Linked DNA regions of Homo sapiens: all the other regions are linked to region 4. Evidence: read pairs that join two places in POLR2A ChIA-PET (ENCODE). Cell type or tissue: A673. All regions are shown on one strand. Links, peaks and the distances in the headings refer to the core of each region. The heading gives the core; the rest is flanking DNA.

Region 1 (4,875 bases), core at 350-4,349, 75 kb after region 4:
TATTCCTTTACTTTCTTAATAAACTTGCTTTCACATTACTCTAGGGACTCACCCCGAATTCTTCCTCACGCGAGATCCAAGAACCCTCTCTTGGGGTCGGCTTCGGAATCCCTTTCTGGCTACATGGGTGCTATTTAGAACCCTTTTTACCTGTAAAGCTACCAAGAGAAGCACTTACTTGAAGTCTCTGTTCTCAGGATTAGTTCAATGTGATGAGTTGCTAACAACTTAAAGCAATGTTCTGAGTCCCGAACACTTTTATCTGTTGGGACACAGAAGAGTTATTGTGAATATTTTAATTTTGATTATGCTTTTATTTTGACTGGATACAGTGCCACTCTAAAAATGACATCAGACATAAGAAAAAATACCTAAACTAATACCCAGTGACTCTGTGTATTGTGGGTGTCACTCTGCCCAATTCGTTCTCTGTGTGATCTCTATGCAGATATCAAATTCTACTGAAATTAATCTGAAATTCCAGAGGACACATGCTGATTTATAAAAATTTCCGCTATCTTTATGCTTTAGGAGATTGGAGTTTATGGCATTGAATTTAAGATATTTAGGTGTGTTCTCCTCTGTTTATCCAATTTTAACCCTGGTTCAAACTCCTCAGATGAGGAAACTGAAACCAGCAAGGTATCTTCTCAAGTAATTTCTAATTATATGACTGTGTGATGCTGCCATTTTTCTTGTGTGTGGATGAAAAACCTCAAGTGGTAGAGGCAAAATAGTCCTCCTTTCATTCAATTTCTGCTATGCTGTCTGGCACACAGTCTTTAATCAATAAATATTTGCTCAATGGGTCAATCCAATCAGCCCATCAATAAACACTTTTTCTTACTGATGCAAAATTCATATTGTTAGTAAAAATCGAACAAGGATATTTATTCCCAAAGAATAAGGACAAAGAAAGCAAACCCACTTAACTTAGAAAATCATCGTTTTACATCACCTTGTCATTAACATGTCAACCTAAATGCAAGAAGATCAATGTTGAGCTTTAGGCAGAAATGGTCTCTGCTCCAAAATCTCTCAGATGCCCTCCTGTGTTAACTCCTGGAATTTAGAGGCAGCTTGCTGCAGTGGAAAGTGCTCAGGCCTGTGCTGGAACTCTGAGCTCAGCACTTGCTGCAATGCACCTTGGCCATGGCCTGTCAAGTCACATTGCTGCATCTGTGAAAGGCCTTACCTGGTTAACCAGCGCATTTCTGGGAAGTGTCATGAGAGCGCACACCTGAAAGTGTTTTCTAACCTCTAAAAAACCCTTAGGGGATTCTTTTTAATTCTTTCTTTGAAGTATTTATTGCAGGCACATTCCTCCAAGATTGTATTATCATCCTCCAAGCAAACACAAACACCAATATTTTTTTAAAGAAAATTCTTATCCCATCACTGGTCTCTTGGTAAGGAAAATGAGAATACCAGGGATGGATGCAGAGTGAGGAAGTGAGGGCTAAAAACTAACAAGTTCTATTCATGAACAAGTATGACTCAGGCAGACCCTTTCTAGAAAGTGGTAGTAGATGATGGTCCTGACTTGATCCTGTCCAAAGTGTTTGCTGCTGTGGCTGTCCAGATCCTCCTTACAGATGGGAACACTCACCCTCTCAGCTCCTGGTCCAAGTAAAACTTTGGAATTTCTTTTCAACAAAAGGACTCACTCCTTTGGCTGTCTCTCCCAAGGTCCTGCCCTTGCCCCAGGAGCAGCCCACATCTAATGGTATTGGAAGAGAGAAGAGGATAAGCCCTCTTACCACTAAGTGGAATAATGAAGGGCCATCTCAGCTCCTTCGCTCTGGTGGGGTTGGCTGAGGCCTCTGTTGCTGCTTCATCACAGCTCAATTTCTCCCCCAGCCCAATCCTGCTTCCCTCATTCTTACACAGTTGTTGCTGCTGAGCACACACACCAATAAATTTTTTGCATGCAAATTTTGGTTTCAGGATTTGTCTCCCTGCAAACTCAACCTGAAGCACCATCTAAGACAGATTGGTGGTCATCTAAAGATGAACTGAATTCTCTGGGAGCCTCAATGGAACTCAAGTGACAGCATTATAAAAAGATGGAAGTGTGCTTTCTATGTTCATTTAAAAGCCAGAGAGAAATCAGAAAATGTAGTCCATGCAGAATCTAGAAAGTTCCTGGCACATTGTAGGTGTTCAGTAGATATTTGCGGAGTGACTGAATTAAACATCTGTTCACCATATCAGTGGGTTAAAGGATAAACTAAGGTTAAGCCAGAGAGCCCTAGCCAATGGCTTTTTACTTTCCTCCAAGTGCTCTTCAATCCCCCCCTCCCTCCCCCAGGGTAGCAGGTCAGAGCACAAGTCCAGGCATCAGAATCAAGTCCTGAGGGCCACACCCACTGCTGATAGAACAATTGCACCACCAACTCAGGAGCCACTTCGGACTCCAGAAAGAGCTCTTTTTCAGGAAATAAAATAATTTGAAGAAAGCTCTTTGTTTTTCCAAATAAAAGTACTAAACCTTTGTGGGTGTGTTTGTTTAAATTCAGAAATATAAATCTTGAGATTTAGAGGAGAGGAAGGTAGGAGAGGGAGGAGAAAACAGAGAGGAAAGGGAGAAGAGGGTTTGGGTGGTGTGTGCCTTTTCTTTTTTATTATTTGGTTTCGACAGGAAATGCGTGCATCTAATGATTGGAAGCAGCTGTGGACTGTGACATCTAGGGCAAGATTGGAGCAGAAGTTCCTGCAGATGCAGCCCTTGAAGCAACTCCCTTAGCTCTTCCCCCTTCTACTATAAAATTCCCCGCACACTCTGCATTTTCTTCCCCTCTGGATTCCGGGCTTCTCCCTCTGAGTGGCAGCAACAATGTGTGAGTACTGGATGTGTGCAGGAGACTAATTTCACTTGGGAAAGTTCCAAAAGGAAAATAACCTGTTTGAAGTGATAGTGCAGCTCAGGTGGGTCCTGAACAGGGTGGGAGTTTGCCAGGAAATGATCTTTCCTAGCAGTGCTGTAGCTACAGTACTCCCCTGCAGCAAGAATGAACTGTATCGGTCAGCAGAGGTGAGATTCTGCAACAGTAACAAAAGACTCAAAAATCTCAAGAGTATTTCTTCTTTTCAATGCTCCTTGGCCATCAAGTGTCAGCCCTGGTCTGCCCTACCATTCCTGGACCTAAATGGAAGGAGCAACCCATACTAGGAACATTGTTGGGCTCACCAAAGAGGGAAGAGAGAGAGAGAGGTGTGGCCCAAGAGTGGCTCTTAAAGCTTCCATGTGGAAGTGCTGTGTGTCCCCTGTGCCCATATTTCAGTGGTCAATACAAATTACATGATGGCTTCCAAGTTCAACACGATGGGAATGGATAGTAAGCAGGGGGACTAAAAGTCACATGGCCAGCTAGAGGGGATTAGAAAACCAAGGCTAAGAATGGCCAAGTGACTGTCCCAGGGCCACCCAAATAAGAAGCAGCAGAGTGAGGACTGCCCAGATTCTCTGTCAGATCTCCGTGCCTAACAAAGTGCCTGGCCAATTACCTCTCTGCACTGAGAGAGGTATGCATTCAATAAATACTCCTCTGAATGAATTAAGTAAACAAACGAGTGAATGACTTACTGAATGACTATTGAAACTCAACTCTGCCAAGGTTTTGTCTTGGCAATGCTAATTTACAGGAAAGACCTGTTGGCATAATTAAGTTGGAAAGTGCTGTTTGCAAAGTAACCCTGGAAGTGTCACCTTTCACAGCTCTCATGAGAACAAATCATCACTGGCAGCCATGTCAACACAAATAAGCCAAAGGAACCTTGTCAACACTGACGGTCTCCATTTTTATATTTAAAAAAAGGCACCAGAGAGGCTGGCCAGGCTACGCTCTGAGCTGGAGCCAAAAAGCTATTGCAGTCTCCTGCATTGAGACTTTGTGTTCTTTTCCATTGTGAGCGATTGAGCTACTGTGTAATATTTCCAGCCTGTCCTTCCTGTGACAGTTCAACCAAAGTTTAGTAATTTGTAAGAAAAATCTTAAATGATACCTCTTAAGTATACAATACTCTTTAGCCACAGGCTAAACTGCCTCACCTTAACCCCAATAGAAGACAATAGAAAAATCTTACTACAGTACTGAGTAAGATGAAAATAGGAATCTGCTAAGGTAATACAAAGATAGTTCATCTTTCAGCTTATTCTGAAATGATTTGTTTACTTGAGCAATTTCAACTTTTTTTTTTTTTTTTTGAGACACAGTCTTGTTCTGTCACCGAGGCAGGAGTGCAATGGCACAATCTCGGCTCATTGCAACCTCCGCCTTCCAGGTTCAAACAATTCTCCTGCCTCAGCCTCCAGAGTAGCTTGGATTACCGGTGCCCACCACCACACTTGGCTAATTTTTGTAGTTTTAGTAGAGACGGGATTTCATCGTGTCAGCCAGACTGGTCTCGAACTCCTGACCTCAAGTTATCCACTCGCCTTGGCCTCCCAAAGTGCTGGAATTACAGGCGCAAACCACTGCACCCGACCCACAACTTTTGAAGACAGTATTAAACATTTAAAGCTTAAAATAGTAAAAATCAGATGAAAAAGTATTCTTCTACTCCCATGTGAAAGTTTCTTTTTTCTCTAAAAAAAAGAAGAGGAAGGAGGATGAGAAGTCCATTAAAATGTTTTGTATGACATATTTGATGCAGTAGTGCATGACCAACAAGAAAAGAGTGGATAAAAATCTGTTACAGGAAGTGAATCAACTTTACACAACTCTTAAACTGTCCAATGATTTTTATTTAAGCATATGAAATAAACTTGACTCTCACATTTTATATATGTTATGGATCAATATTATAAACTCAATAGAGAAGCTTAGGTTTTTTAGTTTGTATGTCATCCATTGGGTCTCCCATGAAGACCTA
Region 2 (4,875 bases), core at 321-4,320, 68 kb after region 4:
CCTTTTCCTCTTATAGGGTTCATAAATAAATAAATAGATGGGCTTCCTTTTCATGTAATATTATTCACTAATTATTTTCCTATGATGTTTATTCTTTTGTGTCTTATTTTTAAAAAAAGTGTTTCCCTACTCCAAGATATTCTTTCTATGATTGTTCCCTAAAAAGTCTTAAAATTTTCAACTTTTGCCTCACTATGTGTCTAATCTGTCTGCAAAATATTTTTTGTGTATTTTTGTGTTAGAGGGCCAATTGTATTTCTTTTCAGCATAGGTAATCCATGGTCTTAGCATTATCTATTAAAAACTCAGTTTTACCTGTTGATCTGCATGCTGCTTCTGCCTTATATCAACATTCTGTTAGTTAATATGTTTATCTTTGAGCCAATAATCATTAAGAATATAATCATTCTTAAGATACTTAACATCTGGTAAAGAAATATCTCTACTTTTATCTTCTTACTTGAAGTGCTTTAGCTACTCTTAATCCATCTGGTCTTCCAAATACATTTTAGAATTAGCTTAAAAGGTACCAGGAAAAAAAAAAACAACAACTATTGATTGAAATTTTGAAATGCATTAAATTTATAAATAAATTTAGAAAGAATTGATGTATCTATATGTAATTGCTTTGTCTCTCTCTTTCTCTATGTGTGCATATGCTTGTGTGTGTATCTACAAAGACCTTGCACATCTTCTATTACATTTATTTATAGGTACATTTGTTGATGCTTTTGTAGATATCTTTTTAAAATTTAATTTTCTAATTTTTACTTGTTTTGCAAATGTGATTGATTTTGAAAATTGACCTAGCCATCTTTCTAAATATTACTAATTCATAACTTTGTAAATTTATTTAAGTTTTCTACATAGACTATAATGTCAGTTTTGTTTCTTCTTTGTTTATATACTTATTCCTATCTTTATCCATTTACTGGGACATCTAGTATAATGTTGGATTTAGGCAGCAAGAGTAGATATTTTATCTGTTTTCTGATTTTGAGTTTTTTGAGAATACTTATATTGTGTCACAATTTACTATACAGTGTAATGAGGATCTTTTGGATATGACTTTTAGAAGTTCAAAGGAGTTTTAAGGTAACTTTTTTGTTGTTTAAAGGTTTTATCATGAATAGTATGTGAAAACTTTGGGAGCAAAAACCCTATTTACTCTCTATCGTTCTGGGTCCTTATGCTTTAGCTGTACCTCGGAAATAGTTTATAGCTGGATTATATAACATTTTGATCCCATATGACAAATTTTCATTTAAACTAGTAGTTTATTTACCTACACTGTAACAAAGGACATATTTTGTTTATTTCTACCATCAGATTTGGGGCTTTCTATGAGCCACACCTTATTATGCTTCCTTTGCTCTCCATTCTTTTGTTTTTCTTATTCCATCTTTGCCCTATACTAGTAGGGAAGTTAATTTAATTTAATATTTATCCTTGCAATTATCCATTAATTTAATATTTATCCTTGCAATTATCTTTCATACATTACTAGGTTTAAATTTAAACCATATTTTAATCTTTCTCCAAAAATATTCAAAAAACTTTAAAAATACCATTCAGTATTCATTTGTTGGGGGAAGAAGTCTTTATTTGGCCCTCCTTCTTGAAAAACATAATCCTAAATTGATAGTTGTTCTTTTATAGAGTTTTAAAACATTATCCCACTGTTTCTGACTTCCACTGCTACTTACAGCAGTGAGAAATCTGCTGTAAATATTTTTGTTCTTTTTTTGTCTATGCCCTGCCTTGCCTCTGCCTGCCTTTAAGATCTTGTTTCCTGAAGTTTTGATACAGTATATCCAGTGTATTTTTTTGTTAACTTTGCCAAAGATCAGTTGATTGTAGGTATGTGGCCTTATTTCTGGATCTTCTGTTCCATTGATCTATGTTTCTATTTTTAATGCCAGCACCATGCTGTTTTGGTTACTATAGCCTTGTAGTAAAAATTCCCATTTTAGCAGAAGAGGAAATGGGCATTCAAAGAGCCTAAGAACTGTACCCAAGACCAGTGGTAGTCAATGATTTTCTTTCCACTATCAGATTGGCTCTAACACTAAAGATAATCCTTTTAGGTTTTCTCCTACAGTAAATCTTTAATACAGTATATTACGGCTGGTGTTGATAAAATGAATTAAGATTCTTAAGGCAAAGATGCTAAAATCCAAATATTTCTTTTTGTCTTGGTATTTAAGTTACAAGAAATAAAAAGTTCTTTATCAAAAAAATTGAACGTAAAATTGAGTTTTTGTACTGGTCACAGCAGACAGCAATCACAGAAAAGCAAAGTAGCATGTGAAGTGATCTTTAATAAATTTGGCATGTTTTCTCAAGTTTATGGCTTTGCTCAAGGGTCAGATGCTTAGGTTTTAGAGTAGTAACCACAGGAAGCTCATTTAATCAATTATAAATGATAGAACAATATATTCTACAAAAAACGTTTTTGAAAGTGTGCAAAATCAAGTAAATGAAATGACACAGCAATGAGTAGAATAAGGTTGAATTTAATTTGCTACAGAATAAGAGTATACAAGGTTCTAATATTACCTTGTAATTCTAATTTTATTATTACTTCAAAAAATTCAAAAGTGGAAAAGCATCTTTCTCAAAGTGAGAGAACTTCAGAAACCATCTTTGAAGAAGCTAAGGGTAAACTTTGGAACTTCGTTCAATGCTTTTTACAATTGACTTGGAAAATTTGCCTTGCAGCTCTCCTTTTTCTTGTGTTAATTTCCCGTTGTAAATGTAAGCAATATGAGACCAGGGTTTTGATTAGATTTCATTTCCTCAGAAATTACAACTTTAGCTTTAACTGCTTGAAGAACTTTCTCGCTATTTCATGGTTTTAATTTTTTGGCCTGTGTTTTAATGCCTTAGTTCTTCATTCAAGATTTTTATATATCAATTTTTGGAAATGAGAAGCTTGAGAGAATCTGCTGCCAGTACTTCTGAGACTGACTGATCTCTTTGTTCACTTTGTTAGAAACTTGGCGAGATCTCCTGAAGCTTATTTTTTTCCTTCAATAAAACATCTAAACTTTGATATTTCACACATTAATCTAAAGCATTCCATTTGGGTAATTAGGATCTTAATATAGACTCTATACTGAGTAAATCAGAAACCAAAATGTTAATTAAATATGACATAATCAAATATTTATGGCTAGCTGTTGAGTATTTATCTTAAATAGTCCATAATTAGAAATGAAATAAAAATCCTGTACAGAACCATCGTAATACTTATTAAGAAAAGTTAGTAATCAACTATTCCTACATCCTGCCATAGCAAAGCCTGTATCAAGATTTATATGTGCGTAGGTCTGCCAGAGAGCCCTACAATAAAAAAGACAGGCTGACATTTAGAGGCAATAAAGATAATAAAAATTATCAAAGTGAAACATCAAATCAGGAGCTTTTTGGCCTCAATGACTTTGGAAATAAGGGGCCTCTGGAGACACGCCATACCAGATCTTGTAGTAGTTTACGTGGTTGATCTCCACGTATCCATATAGCAGATATTTGCAATGTTATACTAACTTAAGCCCAAGAGAGAATCCTGGATCTGAAGCATTGCTGATCTATCTCACAATTTTAAGAGGTTCCACAGTACCTGATAAAATAGCATTAAGTAAATACTCACTGAATGTATCAGAGGATCAGGTTTTAATTTTCTATGGAAAATTCTAAGAAGACATCTCAGGATGTTTCTGTATTTTCAAGCATCTGCCCTAGCATTATGGCTCAGTTTCAAGATAAATTAATTTTACTGGAAAAAAATTCGCCCATGTGTCCATTAAGACTCATTATGTTGCAAGTAAAATAGGATGAGCAAAAAACACGGGAGAGGAGGATTCATTCTCTCTTCAAAGCAAAGTCCTCGGCTTGACGGCAATTGGACTGTCACATGACCATTCCTATGCCAATGGCAGCAAGGTGATTGTGCCACACACTTTAGCCAATCAGGGCCCACCCGAAGCTAAGGTGGCGGCAATCTCACCCAACTGAGGGCTCAAAATAGGGAAAGGGCAGTGCTCAACTGGAAATTTTGGTGCTGATAAAAAAAGAGATGAAGATGGAAATGAATAGGCAACAAAGAAATTTTGGTACTGATAAAAAAGATATGACGATGGAAATGAGTAGGCAACAAAGAAGTGTTCCACTGATTAAGGCAATGTTTATCTCTTGTAATTTCTTATTCCAGAAGGCTATATTCTAAACAGCGCCTAGGATGCCTGAGCTTTCTTAAAGTATTTTTGTTTGCATGAAACTCCTGAGTTAAGAACTAAGAATCGTTAGAAATTTGAGTTTGGAATTAGAATTGAGAGACATTCTATGTGAATACAGAGTCCTACAGTCCACATCTCAAAAATTGTTTAATACTGGTATCAGTAACTCACTCGCCAGTAATCACTAGGGCTACAATCATGCACATTTGTACAAATAAAGTTGATAAACTTTGTAAGTCTATTACTAAAATTTTACCTTTCATTAATAGGCTATATTTCACTAACGTTGTGAACAAATAGATATCTGCAAGACTCGAACACATACCCGTCATGTGGTTCAGTACTAAGAGCAGTTTTAGATACTGGTAAGTTTCAGGACCTCTGACTATTCTAGGAGCTTCATGGAAGGGAGGTCTTGTCCATAGGAGTGATTCAGACTTGATCTTAAAAAGACATGCCTATGGTTAAGGCTTCTATGATCTGCTTCATCTGGAGAAATGTGCCAAGGAAATTTGTAGATTCCTCTTTCCTAAGATTCTGAAATCTAGCTGGGGTGACTTAGTCAGGTTTTATCATTCTGTACTCATTGAAGAGCTGGTAGACAGAGGACCTGAAGAGTGGGTTTTCTTACTATTCT
Region 3 (4,875 bases), core at 539-4,538, 1.2 Mb after region 4:
AATAATGCTACTTAATTGCTTTTGCTAAAGATAGAGTTGGCTGACATTAGTTATAGTCTTTTAACTTTGAAGAAGCAATACATATATTAAAGAAAATGACTACACATCCTTGGGGAAAATGGTGGTTGAATTCTCTTTTTGTTGGTAGGAAAAAAATGTAAAAGAATCTTAGATACAACTCAGTGATATGACTCCATAGTTTCATAAGAGGTTATTCTTTTCTAAAAGATAATAAAACCCAACCATAAAATAAAAAATAGATAATCAGATATAATCAAAATGAAAAAAAGTCTTTTGTACTTTGAAGTACACCATCAAAAACGTGAAAAGACAACACACAGAATGGAAGAAAAAATTTGTAAATCATTTTTCTGATAACATACTTTCATCTAGAATGTAAAAAGAACACTTATAACTCAACAATAAAAGGCCAATAATCACATTTTAAAATGGGCGGTGGATCTGGACAGACATCTTTCTCTGAAGGAAATGTACAAATGGCTTGTTAGTGCATGGAAAGATACTCATCACCATTAGCCACCAGGGAAATGCAAATCAAAAACCAAAATGGGACACCAATTCACACCCGCTAGGCTGGCTAGAATTAAAACAAAAAAACAAACAAAAAAACCCCAGATAATAACACGTGTTGATGAGAATGTGGAGAGATTGGAAACCTCATACACTGCTGATGGAAATGTGAAATGGAGAAGCTGCTTTGGGAAATAGTCGGGCAGTTCTTCAAATTACAAAATAAGACAAATGATTAAACATGTAGTTAGCACGTGACCCAGCAATTCCACTCCTGGGAGTATATAACCAATAGAAATGAAAACAGATGTCCACGTAAGTTATACATAACTGTTTATAGTAGCATTATTCATGATGGCCAAAACCTGAAAACAACCTAAATGTCTATCAACTGCTGAATGGATAAGTAGATGTGATATATCCATACAATGGGGTATTTCGTAATAGAAAGCAATGAAGTTCTGATATATGTAACAACATGGATCAACCTGGAAAACATTATGCTAAGTGAAAGATGCCAGTAACAGATGGTCAGAAATCGTATGATTAGATTTATTTATTTATTGAGACAGAGTTTCCCTGTGTCACTCAGGCTGGAGTACAGTGGTACGATCTCGATTCACTGCAACCTCCGTCTCCCTGGTTCAAGCGATTCTTGGGCTTCAGCGTCCTGAGTAGCTGGGATTACAGATATGTGCCATCATGCCCAGTTAATTTTTGTATTTTTAGTAGAGATGGGGTTTCTCCATGTTGGCCAGGCTGGTCTCGAACTCCTGACCTCAAGTGACCCACCTACCTCGGCCTCCCGAAGTGTTGGGATTACAGGCGTGAGCCACCACACTTGGCTGTATGATTCTACTGAAATAAAATGTCCAGAGTAGGCAGATTCATAGAAACATGAAGTAGACTAGTGGTTGCCCAGGCCTAGAGCAGTTGGGGAGAAATAGGCAGTAATTAATAATGGGGATGGGGTTTCCTTTTGGAGTAACAAAAATGTTGTAGAATTAGATATGGCAATGATTACACAACTCTGTGAATAACTAAGAACTATCAAATTTCATATTTAATTGTGTAAGTTGTATAGTACATAAAGTATATCCCCAAAAACCATTACAAAATAAGACAATAGTCTGCTGTTAAAATTTTGTAATCTTGATTTCTGTGATTCAGAGCCTCCTTGGAGCTTTCTAAGGTAACAGATGCTCTTTTAACTAGACAGCTTAACATAGTTTTACTATTTCTACTGTAGTGTATGTTTATATTTTTTACCCTTTGCTTTCTTCTAAATAGCAAAATATAATTGATTCTATTTTAACTATTTTACGATAAGGTCCATAAAGTAATCATAACTCTAAGATGACACCTTTTTAAATGCCACCTGAGTATTTAATGTGAGTGCTTATTCTGTTCGGTTTGTAGAAGTTCTGGTAAGAATTTCAATTTCAAGCCATCCAAATTCTCCCCATCTGCTCCGCCACTCCCTATTCCAGCTTCCATTATCTTTTTCCTGTATGTAATAGCCTCCTAATAGACCCCCACATCCTCTCTGGCCTCCTTCCAATCACTTTTCCACACCGAAGCTAGAATTTTTTCAAAATGCAAATAGTATGTCATCCCCATTAAGAAAGCTCTTCAATGCCTCTTGATTGTTCTTAAGACAAAGACTAAAGTCTTCTGGGGGCCCACAGGCTCTGCAGGCTGGAGTCCTACCTACCTTTCCAGCCACATCTCACACCATTTTCCTCCTTGCTCATCCACTCCAGCCACATGGGCCTCTTTCTGTTCTCAGAAAACACACACCCTGCCATGAAGCTGCTGTGCATGGCGCTCCCTGCCCCAGGGGTCCTGTTCCTCCCTCCGCCTCTCCTACCGTGTGTCAGGTCTCAGTGCCATCTCATTTCTGTTTCTTGGCACTGTGTTCCTTTCTGCCGTGGTCCGTATCATTATTTGTAATTACACATTCATCACTGAACGAGTAGCTGGCAGTCCAAGACAGAGACTACACCCCACCCATCACACTACACCATGTCCTCAGCACATCCAAGTATGCCCTAAACAACGGAAGACGGCAGAGTGGGTAGTGACTGACTTGGGTTGTGGAGAATGGGAAGGTTCCTTAGGGGAGAGGACATGTTGGCAGCATTCTGGAGGGTGGGTTTTACTAACCGGGGAATGGGATGAGAGAACCTGGGCCAACGGGCACCAGCACAGAAAACAGTGTGTTTAGGGAAAAGCCAGAATTCATCATGGCTGCCACCTGGACACCAGGGCAATGGGTGAGCGCTCGGTGAGGTGAGAGACAGGGCAGAGCAGCAGTTGGAATCTGAGGTTAAGCCCACATTGCAAAAGGTCTTATGGACAATAGAAAGTCACTGAGTATTTCTAACAAGAAAGTGATTTGAATAGGCCTTTGTGCTTGTAGGATGACTGTGGAAGAAGGGTAGGGGATAGATAAAAGAAAAAAAAGCCCCAAAGTGGGGCGACTGTTTCCAACAGGGGAACAATTGGGAACCAAAAGACCCCACCTAGGACTGCTGGTAGCCATGGGAGGCAGGAACGATCAGGGCCTGGCTGTGCAAGAACAAAGTGAATTCACCTTCAGAGTGCGGTCAGACCTGTGGGTGAATGTCCAAATGCCTTTTAGCTATCCTATGAAAAAAGAAGGAAAATGTCTCCTTCTATTGTTAGGTTTTGAGAAATGTCTGTCTTGATTTTTACAATGCAAAAACAGTATAGTACTTGCAGATAAGGATTAAATTATACAGTTCAATTTTCTTTGTCATTTTATCTTTCTTTCCAAGAGCACTGTAAGACAAGGTGATGGAATTAATCTATTAAATCTATGCAAAGGTTTTTTCACAAGTCACCTTGCTGGTGGTCATTACAATGATAATCTAATTCATATATGTATATAATTAATCTGTGTTCATTCATACATGTATATATGAATCCATTAATATATGTATATAATTATTTTGAAAAGTCTCAAGTCACAAGGTAAAGCATGAAATGTTTGTCCCCCTTAATAATTGCCTGCAATAGTCTTTGTTTAATCCACCTTTCCCACTGGGTAAAAAGTACTTCTAAGGTCATATTAATATAATACCATACTTTTAATCATTTCAATTATTAAAATAGTCTACTCTCAGATATTAAGACTTGGTTCTAGTCAACTTCCAACCCTTTGCTCTGTTTTTCCAACACAGGCTGGATATGTGGTTACAGATGGCAGCTAAGGAGCCAGAGTTGGTGAGTGGCCCTTCAGTCCTCATTTCAGAACTCCTTTGGCTTTTCTGGTGCTGGAGATGAGAGGAGGGAAAGGGATGGGGATCACCACTGATATACCTCATGGTCTATAGGCTCATTGTGGATGAGTGCAGGACCAAAAGACTTCACAGAAGAGGGATGCAGCTCCAAGAATTTTCCCTGGGTTGCTTGTTGAACTCAGTCATATCTTTCTTTTGACACCCAAGTTGGCCTCCCACCACAGCCCTGAGCTGCCCTAAATTCTTTGATTCCAGGTTGTGGTGGTCCTCATCAAATTTACCCCATTTGATCCAATTATGGAAGCTAAAGGTATCTCTGAAGTGAAAAGATGGCCCTGGATCCCTCTGTAACAGACTGTACCCTAGCGCCATCTTGGCCTGTGATCTTTCGTTTTCTTCCATAAAGCCAGTGCAGGAGATGTAAGCCTAGTATTGAGTAAACTTCTCAAGAAACAAAAGGTCAAGTCCTTTTCTTGCAGGTACAAACAGATTTTAAAAAAGATGAGTGTGGGGGCCCTCTCTCCTGGCACTGGGTAAAGAAGTGTCCTCACCCTCCTGGGAGAGAGAAGTCTCATTGCAAGAGCCATTGTGTTTTGACATATTGTGGTCATTGTCTTATATCTCTCATGGTAAAGCTGTCAAATTGTGTGCCTCACACCAAGGCATGTGGGAATCTCAGGCAGAGAATGGGGATCTTTTTTGAATTAGATTCTTCAGAATTTAATAACTTCACTCATGAGGAGAAGCATCCCCACTATAGCCCTACCGTGTTTAGTAACCTCAGAGGAACAGACAGAGGTCTGAATCAATGTCTCACACTGTGTGTATATATACCCACTCCCACTCCTTTCTGTAGAGATGCCATTTCTCTGATCTAATGCTAATCTTTCCAAATTGCTCTTTTGAGCAGGTGGATTCCTAAATATTTCAGAACTAGAGTGAGGTCTTGTTCCGTCTGTTAGTCCTTCCTCTTTTATTTTCAGCTTCCATCTTTCCTACAGCTTATAGTATACTCAAGTCACTTTCAGCTTAAAAAGGAAAGAGAGAGAGAGAGAAAGTCCCTTTCTTGACTCTGCAT
Region 4 (4,875 bases), core at 435-4,434:
TGATTGGAAACTATGGTAAATTATTACAGTAATGGCACCCAGTGAATCACATGCCTTTTCATATTCGTGCCTTTATGTATTCCCCTTCCAAGTCGACATTGGACTTGGCCATGTGAATTGCTTTGGCCAACGGAACATCAGCAAATGTAACACAAATAGAAGCTTCAGAAGGGCTTGTACACTGGGGCTTGTTCTCTTGAACACCTTGAAACTGCAATGCCATAAAAATCCTGGGATGAAAAGCCACTGCAGAAAGAAGAGTGCAGCTGGGCCCAGGTTGCAGTTCTACCAGCCAGATACAGCTACATGAGTGAGCCCAGGTAAGACCAGCAGAAGGGACACCCAGTCAACCCACAGAATCATACATAAATGGCACTTGTTTTAAGCCACTGAGTTTTGGGGTACATAGCAATATATAACTGAAATATGGACTAAAAATATTCTAGCCAAAGGGTAGCCTATAACAATTGCCAAATACTAGCTTCACTACAAAATCACTAAGTCATTTCATGGTTTTAGACATAACATAGAGATAATATAATTAAGTGGTCTTTAAAATAACTTTTAACTATAGAATTCTTTTTTAAAACAACATCTTATCAGAGATTTAAAACAAGGAGACATCTTATTAGAATAAATTCATTTTATTGGTTCAAATTTATGGCATTTTGCTTAGAAAGCCAATTAATGAAAACACAATTCCTTTTTCTTTCATACAAAAATATAAATCCAGGCTCATAAATGGCAGTGAAAGACTTCTTGCAGTTTTAGCTTACAATTAATTTATATGTTTTCCTTTAGCAATATGGCATAAAGAAAATCCTCATTCAAGACAGACAAGTACTTATAAGTGTTAGGGTCATTTCACCACTTGCCTTGGAGTCTCAGGATATTGAATGGTCAGGAGAAGCATTATAACTTACTCCTACTTGGAAAAATATGAACCCATCAGTCCAAGCAAATACATTGATTGAAGTCCTCTGATGAGTTTATATTTTAAATATGTGACATTTAACTATTTAAAGATTACCATCTTTAAAAAGTTTAAAATCTATGTAGAAACTTAAATTCAAATTGATTGTTTGTAGAGCCCTTGAAGAACCCTGATGGTACTCTGCCATTCTTTGCAATTTATTTTGCGAATTACTATAACACTTGAAAACTGGTTTTGCTTTGTCGTTGATTTTGTTCAAAACTGAGGGAAGCGGATTGGGCATTTTAAAATAATGATTTCTCCCATGTTTCAAGTGTCAGTGCATTCTCAAAACCATTTCTTGGGCTCTTTAAAGAACATTCCTGCTGGTTTCATTTTTTATTCGTCAAGAATTTTTGTAAAAAATCAAAAACAAAAACAAGAAAAAAGCAAAAACCCAGTGAAAGGAACTGCCTCGCGAAAGAAATGTCACAATTAAAACTGAATGGTATTTTTCAGCTCATTTGTGTGAACTGGCAATCTACTTGAGACTTCAGCAGGGGGTCTGCACTTCATTAGTTCAGCCGGCAAGAACATGCTCTCTTCAAGAACACGCTCTCTTGAAAGCTTTGGTTTGCCTTCACCACTGTTTTTGCCAGGGTTGACAGTTTAACAACTGGAAGCTGTGTGCTCTTCATCTAATTTTAATGAAGCTTTTCCTTTCAGAAGGAAAACCTGACAACAGAGAAGTCTTCAAGGAAGCCAAGTAATTCAACCACCTGACTAAATTTTTGGAGGAAAACAGAGGGTTCTCTTAAGGGTGTGGAATAATCAAAGCAGCCATTGCTATGCTCCTGCAAAACAAGTCCCAGTAGCACAATGGAAATAACTGGATTGTTTAGCATTTCAACACCCATCAACAGTAAGACATATCACAAATATGTGGGAGAAATTTGCATCTATAATCTAGGAAAACTGGGATTTTTAAATTACTTCTGCCTAGGTAGAGGGGGAGTAGAAGAAAAGGCAGAATGGAAAATGTCAGGGTTTCCTTCCTTCCTTCCTTCCTTCCTTCCTTCCTTCCTTCCTTCCTTCCTTCATTTATTCTACCAATATCTACTGAGCTACTATTGATGTGTAATCACCAGGCTCAGCACTCAGGATACAGCAATATATGAGACAGACACAGTTTACAGCCCCCTGGGGAGTTATACCTACAAAAGGACAAAGAGTGGAAAAAGCAAGAGGAAGACATTCAGAGGAAAATTTTTGGAATTCTGAGGCCCACTCTGGATGATATATGGACTCTGACTGTTTGGGACACATTTCTAATTTCTGTTTAATCCTTACTCACATCTACTACATATCAAAGGTCAAATAGAAGTTATAAGGTGAGGTGAGGATGTCACTGAGGTACTGCTCTTTGGCCTTCTGGTAAGGTGCCCCCACAGGTGAATTCATGGATATTCAGATAGGATTTGCAGGCTAAGAACTCTGAATTGTTAGCATCTTGAGAAGGGAAACTGTCCATAAGGACAGACACTTCTTACCAAGATCACAGGGGTAATGTGTAAACCAGAATGGCAATTAATTAATTAATTTACACTGAAATACAACTGTTAGACAAATCAGCTCAAATAATATATTATCTTGCAGCAGACAGAACTATATGAGAAATCAGACTATGATGAGAAAAATTCTAGGTAGCATTCTCCACTAAGTCAACATGAGACCAACTTTCTTACTACAAGGCCAGTCTTACCTGTGAGATTGTATAGTAGCTCTTTTTTTGGTTTGTTTTTTTGTTCACCACCCATGACATCTTTATTTTTTAATTTTTTATTATACTTTAAGTTCTGGGATACATGTACAGATGTGCAGGTTTGTTACATAGGTATACATGTGCCATGGTGGTTTGCTGCACCCATCAACTCATCATCTACATTAGGTATTTCTCCTAATGCTATCCCTCCCCTAGCCCCCTCCCACTCCCTGACAGGCCCAGGTGTCTGATGTTCCCCTCCCTGTGTCCAACTGTTCTCATTGTTCAACTCCCACTTATGAGTGAGAACATGCAGTGTTTGGTTTTCTGTCCTTGTGTTAGTTTGCTGAGAATGATAGTTTCCAGCTTCATCCATCTCCCTGCAAAGGACATGAACTCATCCTTTTTTATGGCTGCATAGTATTCCATGGTGTATATGTGCCACATTTTCTTAATCCAGTCTACCATTGATGGGCATTTGGGTTGGTTCCAAGCCTTTGCTATTGTGAACAGTGCTGCAATAAACATACGGGTGCATGTGTCTTTATAGTAGAATGTTTTATAATCCTTTGGGTATATACCCAGTAATGGGATTGCTGGGTCAAATAGTATTTCTGGTTCTAGATCCTTGAGGAATCACCACACTGCCTTCCACAATGGTTGAGCTAATTTACACTCCCACCAACAGTGTAAAAGCATTCCTATTTCTCCACATCCTCTCCAGCATCCGTTGTTTCCTGACTTTTTAATGATCACCATTCTAACTGGCATGAGATGGTATCTCATTGTGGTTTTTATTTGCATTTCTCTAATGACCAGTGATGATGAGCTTTTTTTCATATGTTTGTTGGTCACATAAATGTCTTCTTTTGAGAAGTGTCTGTTCATATGCTTTGCCCGCTTTTTATGGGTTTTTTTTTTTTCTTGCAAATTTGTTTAAGTTCTTTGTAGATTCTGGATATTAGCCCTTTGTCACATGGATAGATTGCAAACATTTTCTCCCATTCTGTAGGTTGCCTGCTCACTCTGATGATGTTTCTTTTGCTGTGCAGAAGCTCTTTAGTTTAATTAGATCTCATTTGTCAATTTTGGTTTTTGTTGCCATTGCTTTTGGTGTTTTAGTCATGAAGTCTTTGCCCATGCCTACTTCCTTAATGGTGTTGCCTAGGTTTTCTTCTAGGGTTTTTATGGTTTTAGGTCTTATGTTTAAGTCTTTAATCCATCTTGAGTTAATTTTTGTATAAGATGTAAGGAAGAGGTCCAGTTTCAGTTTTCTGCATATGGCTAGCCAGTTTTCCCAACTGTATGGTAGCTCTTGATTCTGGTCTCCAATGCTTGTGCTATCAGCCCACCTCCTACCTGGTGACAGAAAACACTCCCGTTACCATAAACGTAGGAATAGCCATGCTTAGCTAATCAGGGCAGTCCACGATGGGGTGAGTGGTGGGCAATGAGATTGTGGAGTGCCTGGCTGTGACCCCTGTAGGATAGTGAGGTGAAGTTGGTCATATAACCACATTTGCATGTTTAATGATCCCTTTACATTTTGGGGAGAACAGACGAGAGCAGGGCCAGAATGTGTGAAAAACCCTTTGACAAGATATAATGGTCACCTGGCATATGACTGTGGCAATGAGCATGAGAGAAATAAAGATTCCAGAGCTAGAGGGTAAAATCCCTAGGACTTGAAGAAAGTTGACTGTAGGAGGCAAGCGCAAGAAATGTCAGGGGCAGATTCTAGGTTTCAGGCTTGTTTGTGGAATTGGTAAAGAACAATTCCATTGAGTGAGAGAGGAAACTGGAAGAGGCCTGGGTAAAGAACTGTCAAAGGCACTTGAACCAGAGCAACTGCATCTTGAATAGGGGCTGGGTAAAATAAGACTGAAATCTACTGGGCTGCATTCCCAGACAGTTAGGCATTCTAAGTCACAGGATGAGATAGGAGGTCGGCACAAGATACAGGTCATAAAGACCTGCTGTTAAAATAGCTTGCAGTAAAGAAGCCAGCCAAAACCCACCAAAACCAATGTGGCAATAAGAAGGACCTCTGGTTGTCCTCACTGCTACACTCCCACCAGCTTCATGACAGTTTACAAATGCCATAGCAACATCAGGAACTCACCCAGTATGGTCTAAAAAGGGGAGGCATAAAAAACATATCCCTTGTTTAGCATATAATCAAGAAATAACCATAAAAATG

Evidence for each region. ChIA-PET counts read pairs that join two places held together with the same protein. Peaks named below come from ENCODE experiments on the same cell type or tissue, not always from the same donor. Only the 100,000 strongest peaks of a DNase experiment are listed, where the experiment ranks them.
Region 1: POLR2A ChIA-PET joins it to region 4 with 5 read pairs; 1 of 35 experiments calls an interaction of 5 or more read pairs at or near these places.
Region 2: POLR2A ChIA-PET joins it to region 4 with 14 read pairs; 1 of 35 experiments calls an interaction of 5 or more read pairs at or near these places.
Region 3: POLR2A ChIA-PET joins it to region 4 with 14 read pairs; 1 of 35 experiments calls an interaction of 5 or more read pairs at or near these places.

Annotation. Positions count from the first base shown.
Region 1 is chr2:223,121,873-223,126,747 of GRCh38, reverse strand. It overlaps LOC124907986 (a long non-coding RNA gene), which reads right to left. Exons shown (of 2, transcript XR_007088096.1): 2 at 4,727-4,875. Among named protein-coding and RNA genes, the nearest start is that of KCNE4, 72 kb to the right of the region's middle. In A673, for the core only: no CTCF peak of the experiment used is centred there; DNase peaks (open chromatin) are centred at 2,367 and 2,677; H3K4me3 peaks cover 342 bases; H3K27ac peaks cover 3,044 bases.
Region 2 is chr2:223,129,117-223,133,991 of GRCh38, reverse strand. No RefSeq gene overlaps it. Among named protein-coding and RNA genes, the nearest start is that of KCNE4, 79 kb to the right of the region's middle. In A673, for the core only: no CTCF peak of the experiment used is centred there; a DNase peak (open chromatin) is centred at 1,951; H3K4me3 peaks cover 360 bases; H3K27ac peaks cover 1,701 bases.
Region 3 is chr2:221,991,224-221,996,098 of GRCh38, reverse strand. No RefSeq gene overlaps it. Among named protein-coding and RNA genes, the nearest start is that of CCDC140, 300 kb to the left of the region's middle. In A673, for the core only: no CTCF peak of the experiment used is centred there; a DNase peak (open chromatin) is centred at 2,348.
Region 4 is chr2:223,196,957-223,201,831 of GRCh38, reverse strand. No RefSeq gene overlaps it. Among named protein-coding and RNA genes, the nearest start is that of KCNE4, 150 kb to the right of the region's middle. In A673, for the core only: no CTCF peak of the experiment used is centred there; DNase peaks (open chromatin) are centred at 1,541 and 2,091; H3K4me3 peaks cover 698 bases; H3K27ac peaks cover 2,491 bases.